Regions from separate parts of the Mus musculus genome. Here region 2 is linked to region 1. The links are chromatin loops, found by intact Hi-C in ENCODE. Cell type or tissue: heart. All regions are shown on one strand.

Region 1 (8,000 bases):
AGTAGTTGTTAGTACTACAGATTCAAATTCTTGAAATTGTCTTTTAAATTATGTCTTTAAAGAATATTTATTTTAGAGTGTGTGTGTGTGTGTGTGTGTGTGCGTGCGCCTCTCTGGGGGCATCTGATTTTCTGATTTTCTGGAGCTGGAGTTACAGCCGGTTGTGAGCCATCTGACATGGATGATGGGGACTAAACTGAACTCTGGTCCTCTGAAAGAAGAGCAAGTGTGCTCTTAACCTCTCCAGCGCCTGGTTATGTCCTTTGGTAAACTATGGAGCTGCATTTGAGTCTGCAGCTGTGTTAGGAACAGCTGGGTTTGGGGGTTATCCTCCCTGAGTTCTTCTTTTTATGAGGAACAATGGTCTGTTGCTTGCAAAGAACTGGTTGTTTGGCTTTCCCTTATAGAAAGGCTACTGACATCTATGAGTCTACTGTGAAGCTTGGCGCTTCTTCTGGCCTGTGCTCTGGGTGTTTCTGCATTCTCAGGTTTCCTGATTCCATAGCCGTTGCCTTTCAGTCTGGTGTGTCTCTCTGCATTTGCTATACCCATGAAGTCATGAAGGCCCTCAGCTGCTCACCCTGCTCTGTAGACATCAAGAAGTTGAGGGAGAAAAGAGGAGAGAGCCTGGAGGTGGGGTGTGCCGTCAGCTGCAATGACACTGATGGGAACTGGCTTTAACCAGAGCTCCTTCTCAGAACAATTCAGGTCCACCTTTGCCCCCTCAGCCCTTCATTTCCCAACAGGCTGTGAGCCCTGGGGCCCAGCCAGCTGTTGTGGGACCAGAGCACTGTCTCGAAGGTATCTCGCCCTTCAGGCCAATGCAGTTCCTGTGGCAGTTGCTATTGTTTGCTCCTGATAGTTCATCGTGTGGTCTCCTGTCGATCAACTGAACCAGATCAGCTTTAGTTTTCCTTTAACCAACGATTTCAGTTAAAGCCTAACCTCAAACATCCTGCTGATTTCCATGATCACAGCCCCAGGCCTGCACACAAGGCCGTGAATTCAGCGCCAAAGCCCTTATGGCAGATTCTCTTTCCTTCAGCTCGCTAATGAGGCCAAAATACTGATGGAGAGGTGGGGAGGTCAGTTGGTCATATTTGGGGATTCATCATGCGGGGTGAGACTTGGTGCTGGCAAATCTAGTAATTTATGTATTTAGTCTCTGTGTATGTGCATACACACGCATGCATGTTCATGTGTGTGTGGCTGCACTACTCTGTGTGTACACATGCTGGGAGAGGGCAGAGGATAACCTGAGCCTTATGTCTCAGACACTTTGTACTTTTTGTCTGTGACAGGGTCTCTCATTGACCTGGGACTTCACCAACTAGATCAGGCCAGCTGGCCAGCAAGTCCCACATATTTCTATCCCATCTTACCAATGATGGGATTTCAAGTGCTCTTTCTCCACCATGCCTGGTTTTTCACTTGGATTCTGGGGATCTGAACTCAAGACCTCATGAGTGCAAAGCAAGTACTTTATCTACTGAGCCATCTCCCAGTCTCGAAGCTAGTGCTTCATACCAAGAAATTGTAAAGTAGGGGAAACAGCCCTAGACTCTTCCAGGGTTATCCTGTCACTGTCAGAGTCCCAGGCGCTGTTGCCTTAGGAGTGAGGAAGAGGCTTGTTCAAGGGTGCCCTGGCTGCGCTGTCAGATTCCCTAGGGTGGTTCAAGCTAGCAGCAGGATGCTATTCTGGACAGTGCAGCCAACCGTCTCTCTGGCATCTGTCAGCCAGTAGGCATGTTAATAACAAGTCAGTCGGAGAGAAGCCTGCACTGGTCATAGCTACCTTGCCTTCTGAATGTGGGTCAGAGAGACTGAATAGATACATTCATTCAGTGATCAGGGAGTGGCAGCACCTTTACCCAAACAGGGTGATTTTCAGCTTTTTGATGACACACGCTGTTATTGTTGTAAATAGGACTGGCTGAAAATGTGCCCCTGGGAGTTAAGGCTTTGCTCTCTTCTCTACCACAGATCCTGTCTCCCTGTATCTCTGATCATTCTGTAAGTATCTGTTAAGGGCCAGAGACATACACAGATGCATAGGAAGGAGAGGGTAACTGGGGGTCCTCCTTTGTGTCTCCTCCTTACCAGTCTTTGGCACTGTCCATCAAGGACAGGAAATAGCCATCGGTTCCTTTGGTAAGAGCAGTTTTTAGACAGGTTTGGAAGAGGAAATGAAAACTGTTGAAAAACAGGAGATCTGCGGACAACTGCTAGAGTCTTCTTAGTCCTGTTTCCTGGGAACTCTTTCCCAGTTACCACTGAAAATGGTGGTTTTTTAAGTTTAACTAGCTTGTAGGTGACGCATGCTGGGAATAGAAGCCAGAACCATCCCATGCTATAAACTACCAGCCTGGGTGTGTCTGCCCTGGTTCTGTGCCTCTGGTTGCTGTGATTTGAAACTTCAAATGCTAACTGTGTGCCTAGCACTACACCTCACACCTCCAAGGCCACCCAGGACCTTCCTCTATGGTGGTATAGGGTATGGTGGAGGGGGAGGGACAGAAGCTTTGCTTTGGTAAGGCCTGGTGTTTGCTTGAACCCACAAGTGGACTGCAGGTCTGTGGGGAATCTGAAATACTAACTTCCAGCCATGCTGTGTACAAAATGAAACCAGAAAACAACGAGGCGTGTGTAGAGCAAAAAGGACTGAAAGTGACTGGAAAGATGGCTCAGCAGGTAAAGCAACCGACCTCTGTGCAAGCCTGGTACCCGAGTTTGGCCCCAGATCCCACATGAAGGTGTAAAGGGAGCACTGGAGCCATAGTGTCCCCTGATTGCCAGCTATGCATGTACACACACATGCAATAGTGAAGGATAAAAGAGAGAGAGGCTGAGGATAAGGCTCTGTGGGAAAGTACGTGCTGTGCAAATGTGAGAACCCGAGTTCAGATCGCTAGTACCTCGGGAGATGCCCGGTGGGTGTGGTGGCCCAGTGCTTGGGAGGTTGAGGCAGGACCCTTGGAGCAGGAGGCTAGCTGGACTAGTTGAATCAGAAAGCCCTGGGTTCGAGACAAAGGCCTTGCCTCAACATATAAAGCAAGAGTCACAAGGGAAGACAGCTGACCTCACCTCCACGTTCACATCCACATCCATACGTGTGCATGCACACTTACACACGTGTGAAAAAGGAGGAACTGGGCATCCTGGCAGATGGAGAGGAAGAGGCAGGAGGATTGCTGCAAGTTTGAGGCCAGCCTTTCATTTCTCTGGTACTCATTTTCTTAAACTACAGTTGAGATTTCCTTTTGTTTTCCTGCACCAGAGAGAGAGAGAGAGAGAGAGAGAGAGAGAGAGAGAGAGAGAGAGAGTATCATGCTTGTAATCCAGGCCTGCAGATGGCTGGCAGCTGTATGCCTCAGCGTTTGGAAATAAAAGGAATTTTAGCCCTTCATGAAAGGTAGACATTGAAAAACTCTTTCTCTGCTACGATTCTTATCTTCCCTTTTTGGATTCCCAGCACAAGGAAGTCATTTGCTACAACAAGGATTTGTGGAAACACATTCATTCAAATACAAAAAGAGAAAAACTTGACTAGTGTGTCAAGCAAGCCTTCCCTGTGACAGTGCTGGAATACGAGTTTACATGCCACAGTTTAAAGTTTAAATCATTAGCGACAAGCTCATTGCAGCCACTGGTGAGTGTGTATTTACTGCAAAGGCCCGAGAGATCTAAGCTCACGGCAGCACACATCCCCCTGGTTATCAGTACCATCCTCATGGCTGAGCTGGGGCCCTCGTTCCAGAAAACATACTTCCTTTCGTGTTGGAAATAATCCGCATTTATTTTGACCTTCAGAGGACTCGTGGCCTTGCTGGAGGACATGAGCCAAAATTTATCCTGGCAAGGCCAGAGCTGTTGGAGGCTTGTCTCCACAGGGATTGCATAGAGTGAGCCGTTAGAGGCAGCAGGAGGAAGGTGGCTGAGGTCAAACAGACATTCCTGAACTTTCCGGCCTGAAAATTAAAGGGGTACTTAAGAAAAGCAGTATTTGCAGCCCCTCTCTCTGTGTCTGTCTCTCCATCTCTGTTTCTCTCTGTGTGTCTGTGTCTCTCCATCTCTGTCTCTCTGTCTCTGTCTCTCTGTCTGCCTCTCTATCTCTGTCTTTCTGTTTCTCCGTGTCTCTGTCTTTCTGTCTCTGTCTCTCTGTCTCTCTCTCACCCCTCCCCTTCCCACCCCAGAGTTCCTGTTTGTCTGACTTTGCCAAGGTTAGAGTGTTCTTTGTAGCTGACCTTGGTAGGAAGAGGACATCGAATCTCATTTGTCACTGTGGATTAATGCCTGTAATTCTCTAAAGTTTGTCAAGTGCAGATCTCAGAAGATGGATCACATGACTTTTGAGCAGTATTCCTTGGTTGTAAAAATGTTGTTAGCTGAGGATGCAGCTTATGCCAGTCTTTGCCTAGCGTGTGTGCAAGGTCCCAGTTGGGGAGATATTTTAATCCATCAGGTGCTGTTGCGTAAGCACAAGTCCTCAAGTTCCGTTTCCAGAATCCATGTGGAAAGTCAGGCATGATGTGCATGCTTGTTCCCTGTCCCCATGCTGGGGAGACAGACACAGGTAGATTCCTGGGGCTCACTGGCCTGACAGCCTAGCCCGATGGTGAGCCCATGGTCCCAAAGAGACATTCTGTCTCAAAAAACGAAACAAAGCAAACCAAACCAATAACAACAAAACCCCAAACAAGATGAATGGCTCCTGAGGAATAATATCCAGGTTTGACCCCTGGTCTCTCTTCTCATGCACACATATATGCATACATTCACACACACACACATCCCCCAAGTTTGATCCCCAACATGGGCAAAATATGAATAAATGAATAAGCCCTTATAAAAGTACCGTCAGACTGTTAGGTGGCTGGAGATGACTGTCATGGTGTCTTCCCTCCAACCTCACCTCAGCTGAGACAGCGACCAAAGCGCAAGGCAGAATTCAAAGGACTGCTCTTACTGCAAAGCCAATGTGCTAACTAGAGGCTGCGTGGCGAGTGTGAGAATCCTTAGCTAGACCAGAGTCTCTTGTGACGCTGAACCACAGTTAGCATCTGTTATATTTCTAGCTGTTTTAGAAACAGGAGATGCTGAGGCGCTAGATAAATCACACGTGGTAACATTAAGACATTTGTTTTACTAAGAATATCCATTATGTGAGAACAATTAAAAATGATCATTTTAGAGTCAAGCTCTCAGTTTGATTTGGGGGAGGGGTAAGTATTTTATATCATACTTACATGAAGAATATGGATACTGATGGTCTTAAATACTTCATGTCACTGTTGATGTTTACTGTGCCGGTGAAGAGTTTCATCTGAGCCCAGTAAATGGGAACCACATTCTGTAATGATTTTCAGAACATAAGGTGAAAGAGGTTCCATAAAATACTCAGGTGGGCTGAGTGATGAGATGAACATCTGCTAGGGCTGGGACGATAGCTCAGTGGTAGAGTGTTTCCCTCGCATTCACAAGGCCCTGGGTACAATACTCAGTACAACCAAAAAGGAAAAATAATAGGGAGATAGATAAATAGATAGATAGATAGATAGATAGATAGATAGATAGATAGAAGATGATCATTTAATCCAGGACAAAGGATTCTGACCTTATAGCTGTGTGCCAGCCACCTTGGTTGTCTGTGTGTTTTCTTAACTACACAGGAAGAATGTTAACAAGTCTAGGTATAAAAGAATACACTATGCAATGTGTGTTCAGCCCAACTTCATGCCCAGTGCAGGTGAGAGGGCAGGATGATAAGAGTCTGCAGGCGAGAGCTAGAGAGGTGATCCCCGGAACCCACAGAAGGACTGTTCCATCACTCAGAGGCAGGAGCAGATCCCTGGGGCAAGCTGGCTAGAAGGTTAGCTGTAGAGCTCTGGGCGCAACCCAACCGAAAGACCCTGTCTCAATGAACACCGTGAACAATCAAGGAAGACTTCCGTGTCAATCTTGGGACTCCACATTCATATGTGCATGTGCACATGTGTGCCCCACATGTGTGACTACACATACATTATGCATGCATGATACACATATATGCATGTCCAGTGCATGCACACACACACACACACACACACACACACACACAAACAGAGGAAGAAGTTTGCAGGACTGGTTATGTGTAGGGAAAATAAGAAAGAAAGAAAGAAAGAAAGAAAGAAAGAAAGAAAGAAAGAAAGAAAGAAAGAAAGAAGGAAGGAAGGAAGGAAGGAAGGAAGGAAGGAAGGAAGGAAGGAAAGAAGGAAAAGGAGGAAGGAAGAAAGGAAGAAGAGAAAGAAAGAAGGAAGGAAAGAAAGAGAAGAAAGAAAGATAGATGTGTGTTTTGATAATCTTTGTCAAGTGTTTTTTCAAAGACTGGCCTCAGATTTAAAGCATTATCCAGATGTAGTCTTTGGCCTCCGGTAGTCTTCTGATAGGAACTCGGCCTGGAGCTGAACTTGGACACAGCCTGTTTTCTCTTCTGTTTAATTACTAAGTGTCCAGTCTGCCTCTCTTTGTTATTTCTCTTCTTGCCCTTCTGTTGCTTTCTTCAGGGGCTGCTGTTTATTCTGGAATGCAGGACACCCACATTTAGAATTAGGGTTTGTGTGCCTCGATCCTAACCAGGAATGGGGAAAATGTGATCTGATGTTTTAATCTACAAGTTTTAGTAGACTCAGAAGGGTTCTAATCCACAGCTATGTGCTCAGAATTCCAACCTGTAAAGCCTGCGGGTTCACTGGTTAGTGATAATGCACCAACCTCGCTCTTCCAGGCTCAGGCTGTGGAGGCTGCTCACTGTGTCTTCATTGGCTTCTTCTTTATTGTGTTCAAGAGGAATCTTTCTTTGCTTGCCAGCATCGGTCTATATGCCATTAAAATCTAAATTGTTTTCTGTTTTTGTTTGTTTCTTCAGTGCTGGGATCAAACCAGAACCTCATACAAGTTGGACAGATGTTTTCTGTTTAGTGCCAAAGTTCAGATTTCTTACTGGGCAAGTCTAACTCATTAATATTTTACAGATATCTCCTGCCCAAATTTATAGAATTTTTTTTGATGCCTGTTGCTTTTGTTCATTTTTGGTAAGACAGGCAATATTTGCTCCAGGTGAAACTCAGGTAAAGGAAACCAGGGCAGGCAGCTTGGACGCCTCAGATCTAAGCCAGAGTCTCCAGACTGCCAAGATCAGTGTTTCCTGTTGGTTCTCACTGTAAATTGTGGCCTTTTCTTTTGGAGAGTGGGATAGGGTGGAAGAAGAAATGAGATACTTTCCAACTGAATTTCCATATATTGGTAATATATCTTTATTTGTGTAGAACTTTCCAGTTTAATTATGAAAAACTTTTAAGTCCAACTCTTAATAGTTTTTATACCTTCCCTTGGGGGTAGCGAAGACAAAAATTATCCCTGTGTTTAAAAAGAAAAGACAGGTCTTGGAATGTCTTCAGTAGTTAGAGTACTGGCCTAGTACACACAAAGCCCTGGGCTTAATCCCCAGCACCGTATAATTGTGCCTATCAGCATGTCACAGGCTGTGTGTTCAAAACCATCTGCCTTTAGTTTGTTAATAGTATAGTAGAAGTTCGTAGGGCTGGGTGTGCTAGCGATAAACTCGGTAAGAACCCACTTTAGGGTGGAGGAGGGGTGGAAGGTAGAAGGCTATGCTGTAGATCAAGGCCTGATACTGCTCATTTCTCTATGTGTCTAGTTCATAGGCTGACTAGTTCAGTATAATAATGCATTACATAGAAAAGAAAACGTAAGTCTGTTGTGGCTTCCAGACAGTTTTAATGTTTTTTGGAAAATCTCTCACTTATCGTCTTTAATATTCCAAAGCTTTATTGTGACTCGCTTTAGCTGTACAGTAATAGAAGAGGAGACCTTGTTGCGTGGGAGGGGGAGATGGCTCAGCAGTTCAGAGCACTTACTATCCTCGAAGAGGACTTGGGTACAGTTTCTAGCACCCACAACCCCTGTAGCTCCAGTTCCAGGGACTCTGACACTCTGTCTGA
Region 2 (8,000 bases), 66 kb after region 1:
GGTGGTTTGAGATGTCTCAAAAGCCTGGCAACTCCCCCTCCTCCCCAAGACCTGAAAAGCATTCATGTCTTGTTGCGAGCTGCTGGCAGCCGCAGGTTTCAGGCTGGGGGAGGGGAGACTACAATGTCATCCACAGCACAGTCTTTGTGATGACTGAAGACCAGGTATTCTATTTGTCCATCCGTGGAGTTTGTTCATCCATGGAGTGATTCTCCAAACACTTCAGTAGGCCTGTAGACTCCTGTGAAGCCGAGCCCTAAGATTATCCAACGAGCCAACTGCTTCAGACCAAGGATGGTCCCTTGACCCTCAGTCCAGGATGCATGCCTCATGCCCTTCTGACACGTAATGGTGAAGGAGTCACATGACTATCTCCAAGCTGTCTTTTGTGGGAGTGATACTTTAGTGGTTGCTAATATTTCTTAAGTAGGATGATAAGAAAAGCTTGTGGGCTGGTGAGATGGCTCAGCGGGTAAGAGCACTGACTGCTCTTCCGAAAGTCCTGAGTTCAAATCCCAGCAACCACATGGTGGCTCACAACCATCTGTAATGAGATCTTCTGGTGTGTCTGAAGACAGCTACAATGTACTTATGTATAATAATAAATACATCTTTAAAAAAAAGAGAAAAGTTTGGATAATGCCATCTACCTGTAAATGTAAATCATGGTTTTAACTGCCTGAAGCTTGCATAGTTAGAAATTATTACTCAAAAATGTCTTAGCTGCTGATACTTAAAATATAAAATATATTTATTTTATCATTACACTATCTTTAGAGGCATCTGCCTTTAGTCAGCTCATCATTCCTAAGTCTACAGCACAAACAAGAATGCCAGGCACAGAGGGGCAGGGGAATTTACTTTCCTTTGCAAATGCAGTTGCTTTGTCTAATTTTTCTGGTCACCTAGCAACGGGGAATGGGTAAAGTGTTTCAAGATGCATCTCAAGTCACACATGTGCACATGCATGATGGCCTTACAATATTTCCTGGGTGGACCAGAGAATATTCATTAGATGAAGATTGTCCCTGGGTACAATCAGAAAGAAAAATCACCCTGCCTTCAGCGATGGAGATGCAGCTTAGTGTAGAGCACTTGCTTTGTACAGATGAAGCTCTGAGTTTGATCCCCAACACTGAATGTCACTGGATGTGGTGGCATATACTGTTGTCCCAGGCCTCAAAGAGGTAGAAGAGGAGGGATCAGAAGTTAAGGTCACCTGGGACACATGAGACCTTATCTCAAAGTGTGTTTGTATGTGTGCTTGAATGTGTTCACACTATAATTTGAATAAACATTTTTCCAAGGACAAGACACAGATGACCAGAAAGGGGAGGGGGGGGGGGGGAGATGCTGAACATTACAGAGCATGAGGGAAAATCCACCAATCACAGCACTGACCACCTATGTGACAAAACAGAGAGAATATAACAAGATTGACAGGATATAGAGAAATCAAAAGATTCATACTTTGCTGGTGGGAATATAACAGTCCTTCATACCCAAGGTTCCTGCCCACAAATGTCCAAAACAAAGTTACTTGTAACAGCAAACAGCCACAGAAACAACCCAGACGTCCATCACCTGATAGGTAAAAGCAATGCAAGAGCCATACTATCTTTTGACTGTGAAGTTTCATGTGATACAAAAGGCTGCATATTATATGGTTCTGTTTGCCTGAAATTCCCAGGTTACGATCTATAGAGACTAGAAGCCATGGCCAGGGGCATGTGGGGGATGGGAGGGTGTGGACTCACTACTGACCACTGTGTGAGGTTTCATAGAAGACAACTGTAGAGGAAGTGTGTAGTGGTGAGCATAGAACATGCTGATAATATATTAAAAGCATTGAACTGAAAAAAATGTGATAACTCTGGTATATTACTTAAAGCCTATATCGCTGGTACGTCATCCCTAAAACTGCTAGGAAACAAATCTGCTGCAGTCTTCTTTGCTGGGATCAGTGCAAGAGCTGGGGGTGTTGCTCTGTGGTAGAGGGGTGATTTGGTGTATGCACAGCCCTGGGTTCCGAGCACATCTGGACTGACAGTGTCACTCAGTGAACAGGACTCAGGCAGTGCTGGGAGCTGAGCCAGGACCTCGTGTACCCTGAGCATGGACTCAGGTGCTAAATAAACTACAGTCTCCGCTCCAAACTAGATTTCCTAAAATCTAGCATATTTTTACTTTACTCCTTGTCCCTAACTGTGGTGGGGTTTTTTTGTTTGTTTTCATCTTGTGGGCAACAAGGTGGCTCAGGGGGTTAAAGACACCTGATGTACAAGGATCTGCACGGAATTTGATCCCTAAAACTCACAGAAGGTGAGTGGCAAGAGCTAAGGCCACAGAGTTGTCCTCTGACTTTCATACATGTGTCTTGCCCTACTAATGATTATTATTCTGTTGTTGTAAGTGATTATTGTGCTATTAAATGTCACTTATAAATATTCTACATATCATTATAATTACTATTAGTAGGGTCATTTAAAACCTCACTTTTATATTATATATAAATATTATATATGATACATACATATTATACACACACATGCATACATATATACATATATATAAAACATAATTATTAATGTTAGGGTCATTTCAAGCCTTGCTTTGTATGCCAAACCCAAGTTCTTTTCCCCCTTCAAGCTCATAATCTACATAAGAAATTTTCAAGATGAGAGCCTGGCAGCCTCATGTTGTGATATGTTCCTGAAATCCCAGCACTTTGGAGGCAGAAGTAAAAAGATCCAGAATTCCTGGCCAGGCTGCCTCATAGTGAGATCTTGTCTTTAAAAGTAAAATAATAAAATAACAACAACAATAATAAATTTAAATGAGAAAGAGAGAGACAGACAGGTACAGACAGACAGGCCCTAGTGACTGATTCTTAACAGCATAAAGTGTCTGGTCTGGCCTATCCATTTGAGAGTTAGCTGTTTTGTAGTCTACTTAAAGCGGGGAAATGAGGATGCCTAAGACTAGGAAAGTCTCCGGGAAGAAGCGGCTGCTTCCAGTGTTATACTCTATGGGTTTCTGTCCTGTGATTTCTTTTTTCCCAGCCATTTTATCATTAAATCAGGAAAGAAATGTGGATATCTTTGGCAGCCAGATGGGGATAGGACAGGGCAGATGTTGGTCTCACAGCACAGTGACCAGGGTTTGACATATAAAAATGCAGGTTTCTAGTTCAAGTTGAGTTTCAGATAAATAAATTTGCTTAAGTATGCCTGTGCAATATTTTAGACATAATTACACTAACAAAATCCATACATTCTTTAGCTACAGTTCAAGTTTAATTTGGTGTCCTGTATTTTTTTCTGGTAACCCAGGTTTTTGTTTTTGGCTTAATCTCCCCAGCATGGGTTCTAGTTCTGGCTCCAGCACTAAGGAGTTGTGCATCAGGGCGCATGGTTGTGCTACCCCGGGCTCAGTTCCCCCATCACAGATAAAGACTTTGGATTATTTGGATTAAGCTGATCTTCCGAGTTCCCTCAAGTTTTTTTTTTTTTTTTTTTTTAACTCTTATGCTTTGATAATGCGGCTGCTAGATAACTATATCCTAATTTAATTGGAAACAGAAGATAGCAATATGAACCCTGCCCTCCTCAGCAAATCTGAGTAAATACCAAGGCATGGCAGTTGGAATAAGTGAGGAAAACCGAACTTTATTCTTTGGCTTTGGCTTAAAAACAAATCAAAACTTAATCCTAATGAAAAATGTAAATTAATACCAGGAACACACTGAATATTTAAAAAACAGCTCTGCGTGTCCAAAGAAGGGGGAAGGGTGACTGAAAAATCCTTATTGCCAAAATCTGGCTTACTCCTTTTCCTTAAACTGGAGGGGGCGGGGAGGCCAAGTATTTTGGACCTCTGCCACCAAACCACAGGCAGTTCTCTGATTTGCACTGCATTTTGGATGCCTGACAAGACTCGGTGAAAACAAGTGCTATTTGTTTTCCTGTGCCTAGTATTTAACTGGAAATCAAAAGGCTAAATTTCCAATCAGTTGTTAAGCAGCCCCAGATGTGAGCTCAGGGCCGCACTGGGGGGAGTCAGCCTAATAAGGCGCATGCGCCACCTAACAGGACACATGCGCAGCTGTTACCTTTCCAAGCCAAGCAATGTGTAACCGAGGGTTAGTGTGTCCAAAAATGCTCTGGGAATAACTCAGTCAAGCTTGCATGTGGAGGAGGGAACTTAAAAATAAACAAATTGAAAAAACTCCTGGGTTCTATGGTTTTGCATTAAAAAACAAAATCTTTCTAACATCCTTTGGCAGCTCTGCCCCATACTTGAGAGCCCACAAAGTTAGCAAACCTTCTATGATGTCCTTCGTATGAACTGTTCACCGATTCAGCATCCGTTTTTTCTGCCCGAGTGCTTGAGGAAAATGACCCAGGGATTGACAGGGAAGGGTGAGTCACCTACGTTCAGAGAGCTTTCTACCGCTCGCTCGCAGAGCTAGCTAGAAAATTGGGAGTTGAGGTTCAGTGTAAAAATGTACCGTTGTTTAGATCCCAGAAGTTGGAGAAAATGAGACTTGCCCTCTTGCCTGTGCAGACGAGGTAGCAGCTTCCGGGAGGTGGACTCTGAGGAGCATGTAGGCAGATGGCTTAGGGAACTGTAAACAAACGGAGCTTCCCACCAGGCTAGAGGTGTCACCCCTGTGTCCTAGGGACCTGACTGCACCATTCAGTGAAGTCTTTCCCCAAATAAATTCTCTCTTGAAGGCAGATTAAATAAACACTTCCAGATTCGTGGTGGTTCTTTTCAGTATCTCTGGCCGAATGACTCACTGTGTCCCGAGGAGATTCCAAGTGGTTGTGTACCATGCGTTTCTTCTCAAGAGGCCGCTTATCTGTTGGTTTTGTGGCTTGTCCCTCAGAGATGTAATTATATGGGGATTGAGCCTTTCAGGAGCTGGGGTCAGTCAACTACCATATTTCCTAGAATTGAGTTTCTGCCCCTTTGTGGTAAGAGAGCCTCTCCTAAATGTCACTGTGGCACTTAGAACGTTGGAGAGAGTCCAGTTTCAGCTGGTAAACCTGGTCCAGAGAGGGCTTGTAGAAGCTTTTGTCCTGACAGGTTGGGGAGGGTGGTGACTGCAGCGTAGATGAGTGGCCCAGAGCCCTGGTTTGCCCTCTTGTAGTTTCCTAAGCGAGACATCCTGTCCAGGAGGACTCACCCAGTGTGGACTTTTCCTGGCTCTACTTGGTGTGTTGTGTCATGTCTGTGTGTAGGCACGGCCCCAGCCCTGTGAAGGCCTCGCTTTCATTCAACAAATTGAGGTTAAACAAACTTGAGTACACTGAACAGAAGATTGGTTTTCCTTGCATAGTCCAAGGAGGTTCTTTAGAGCTCTGGAATAAAGCTAATCTGGTGACGTAATGCATCTGCCCTTCCCAGGCACCGGCATTGATGTCAAAGGTTAATCTCTGGGGCTGTGGGTAACATAGTGGACAACCTCCGGAGAGCTATTTGGTAAGAAAAAATGAGTGTTTTGTTAAGGGAAGTTACAGAATGTTTTATTTTCATATAATGAGAGGAGAGGAAAAACTCTCCCAGGAGGCTCTGGGATGCTGATGTGAAACTTTTAGGCTGTGCCTGGGTGCAGATGGTGATGTTGTGGGACAGCTCCCAAAGCTACCTCACAACCCGTTTCAGGGAATGGCTGCAGCATGGCTCAGCTCCTTTCTGGGTACACACAAACTGTCCACTTTGCTTGAGACAATGTAGGTTTTGCATCTCCGATCCTTGTCATCTAGTTTTCTGGCTTAGAAATCATCTTATCGTGGGATAGAATCTGTATCTTAATCTCTGCTTTTGCCATTACTCCTGGGTGGTTTGGAGTCCCTGGTGCAGATCAGGGTTAGGGTTAGGGTTAGGGTTAGGGTTAGGGTTATGAACTGTGAGTGATCCCGTGGTGGACGTGGTCAGCAGGGTACCCTTTGGATTGTGAGTGATAGCCCAAGCCGGAGCTCATGCACCTGCCACCTACAGCCCACAGAAATGATAGCTCACTTGCTATCTCTTGCCCCTTTATCTTTATCTTTTGAGAAAGGTTGGCATTGCTTTGATCTGTGAACACAGGCAGAAGAAATCCCTTTCTAGACGTTTGCATAAGAAGGCTCAGCTTCTGCTCCACTGAGCAACAAACTGTGGGTGATGAACGTTAAGGTCTGTCTTGAAGCCCTCATGATGTGTTTGGAGGCCATGCATGCATGAGTGTAGTTAATAAAAATGAAAGAGTGTGTATCGGGGGCTGGATGCTTCAAAGTACTTACATACATTACTCCGTTTGTAATCTCTGTAACAAGTCTGTTATGTAGGTGCCATTGCTATTATTATCATAAAACTATTTGGCTGTATGATGCAGTTCTTAAAGATAAATTTCACGTAGGTATCATTTATCATTACTTTAGATGAGGAAATGAGACAGGGAGGTTGACAAGTGTGTGGACCAACTGTTGCTGGATGGTGGTTATAACACATAAAGGGGCAGGAAATTGACTGAGTATGTGCAACAGCACTCCCCCGAATACTGAACTGGGGGCCTTGTTGGGGAAAGCTACGCTGCCGGACCTGAAGGCAAAACAATGCTGTCATTGGTAACTCCCTTGTCTAGCATGGGGCCACAAATGGCTATCCCAAGATTAGGGCCTCAGAATGGAACTTCAGAGCAAACTGGGACACCAGGTAAGCAAAGGCCTCATTTTAACAATGCCTGTTGTAAATGACTTGGGAACTGAGGTATAGGCCCTGTGGCATTCCACTCAGCCGAGGGTTTGTCAATTGTTTCGTTGACCCCTTCCCCAAGTACACTTTTCCTCTGGGCTCCTGGTTGGACTGTTTTTGGATCAGCTCCATGGCCTGCCTTGCTTAATTAGTACACATATACCCTTAGCACCTCAGGGACCATTTCATCACCAAGCTTAAATGTGCTTAGTTCAACTTTCTTAGCTTTGGCAGAGGACACCGTCCTGGTTGTCTGCTGAGACTTGATTATAAACTGAAAACTGGGGGAAAGGGGCATAAAACTCCAACTTGGAAGTTCCCAAAGGACACCAGCCAGTGTGCCTGGCTTACGGCCCCTTCTCCAATGCTTCTCCCCAAGGAGATGTCCTTTAGGCTCTCTATTCCTTAGCCATTCTTGGGTTTGGTTGCCCAGTGGGCCAGAACGTACAGCCCATTTCTCCCAGGGCTTGCATCAGCAATTCACCGAAACTGTATCAGCCAGAGTTTCGGAGACGTAGACCTGGCAGGGGATTTACAGAAGGAGAGCTATTGCAAGGAACTAGCTTGCACCGTGGTGGAGACAGGCAAGGATTGTGCTCTCCCCTTTTTGCATCTCTCAAACCTTGTATAAATATCCGACCCAACCTTGGCAGACCTGTGGGCAGACTCCCTCACCCGAGGAAGATGGCCTTTGCAGGATCCCATGTGGAAGGGGCATGGTTTCGGGGAGCCCAGCAGTTTTGATCTGTGCTTATTCTTCGCTACACTGTATGATACATTTCATTTAATGGCTCAGAGCTCCTTTCTTCAGTTGTCAACCATAAAGACACAGACTCCACGTAGGATCTATTTAGCAAGAATTCATGTCCAGGCTGTGTGACTGTTTTCCTCCCAGTGTTGAGCTGCTATGGGGCCTGGGGTTGGAGGAGCTTGGCCCTACCACACAGGGACAGCCTGTTCAGTGCCTGACAGGGGCTCTCGGTTCTGTCCTCAGCCTTGCTGCCTACCCTGGGGCCTGGGGAGGTCCTCCAGTTTCTTGGAACTGTTATTTCCTGTCATGTAATAGATGACTAGCATGAACAGGAAGATCTCTATAAAGGGCATTCGAAGACCCTATCTGCTGTCTGGCTTTTGTAAAATTCATTTCACGTCCTTGAACTTGGCTTGACACATTGGATGTAAAGGAAAAAATAGCCATCCATAGTGAGAGGTTCCTAGAAGTATAAATGGAGGGCCTGTACAGCTTGAGGGGTGTGGTA

Evidence for each region. Peaks named below come from ENCODE experiments on the same cell type or tissue, not always from the same donor. Only the 100,000 strongest peaks of a DNase experiment are listed, where the experiment ranks them.
Region 2: it touches region 1 in a loop (2.3-fold over the local background); 5 of 42 quality-filtered maps call a loop at or near these places.

The regions. Positions count from the first base shown.
Region 1 is chr5:107,229,957-107,237,956 of GRCm38, reverse strand. All of the region lies in intron 2 of Tgfbr3 (transforming growth factor, beta receptor III), which reads left to right. Among named protein-coding and RNA genes, the nearest start is that of Tgfbr3, 56 kb to the left of the region's middle. In heart, no CTCF peak of the experiment used is centred here; DNase peaks (open chromatin) are centred at 1,706 and 3,816; H3K27ac peaks cover 4,124 bases.
Region 2 is chr5:107,164,058-107,172,057 of GRCm38, reverse strand. The region is part of intron 4 of Tgfbr3 (transforming growth factor, beta receptor III); the gene reads left to right. Among named protein-coding and RNA genes, the nearest start is that of Gm42146, 74 kb to the right of the region's middle. In heart, no CTCF peak of the experiment used is centred here; DNase peaks (open chromatin) are centred at 3,937 and 5,227; H3K27ac peaks cover 1,252 bases.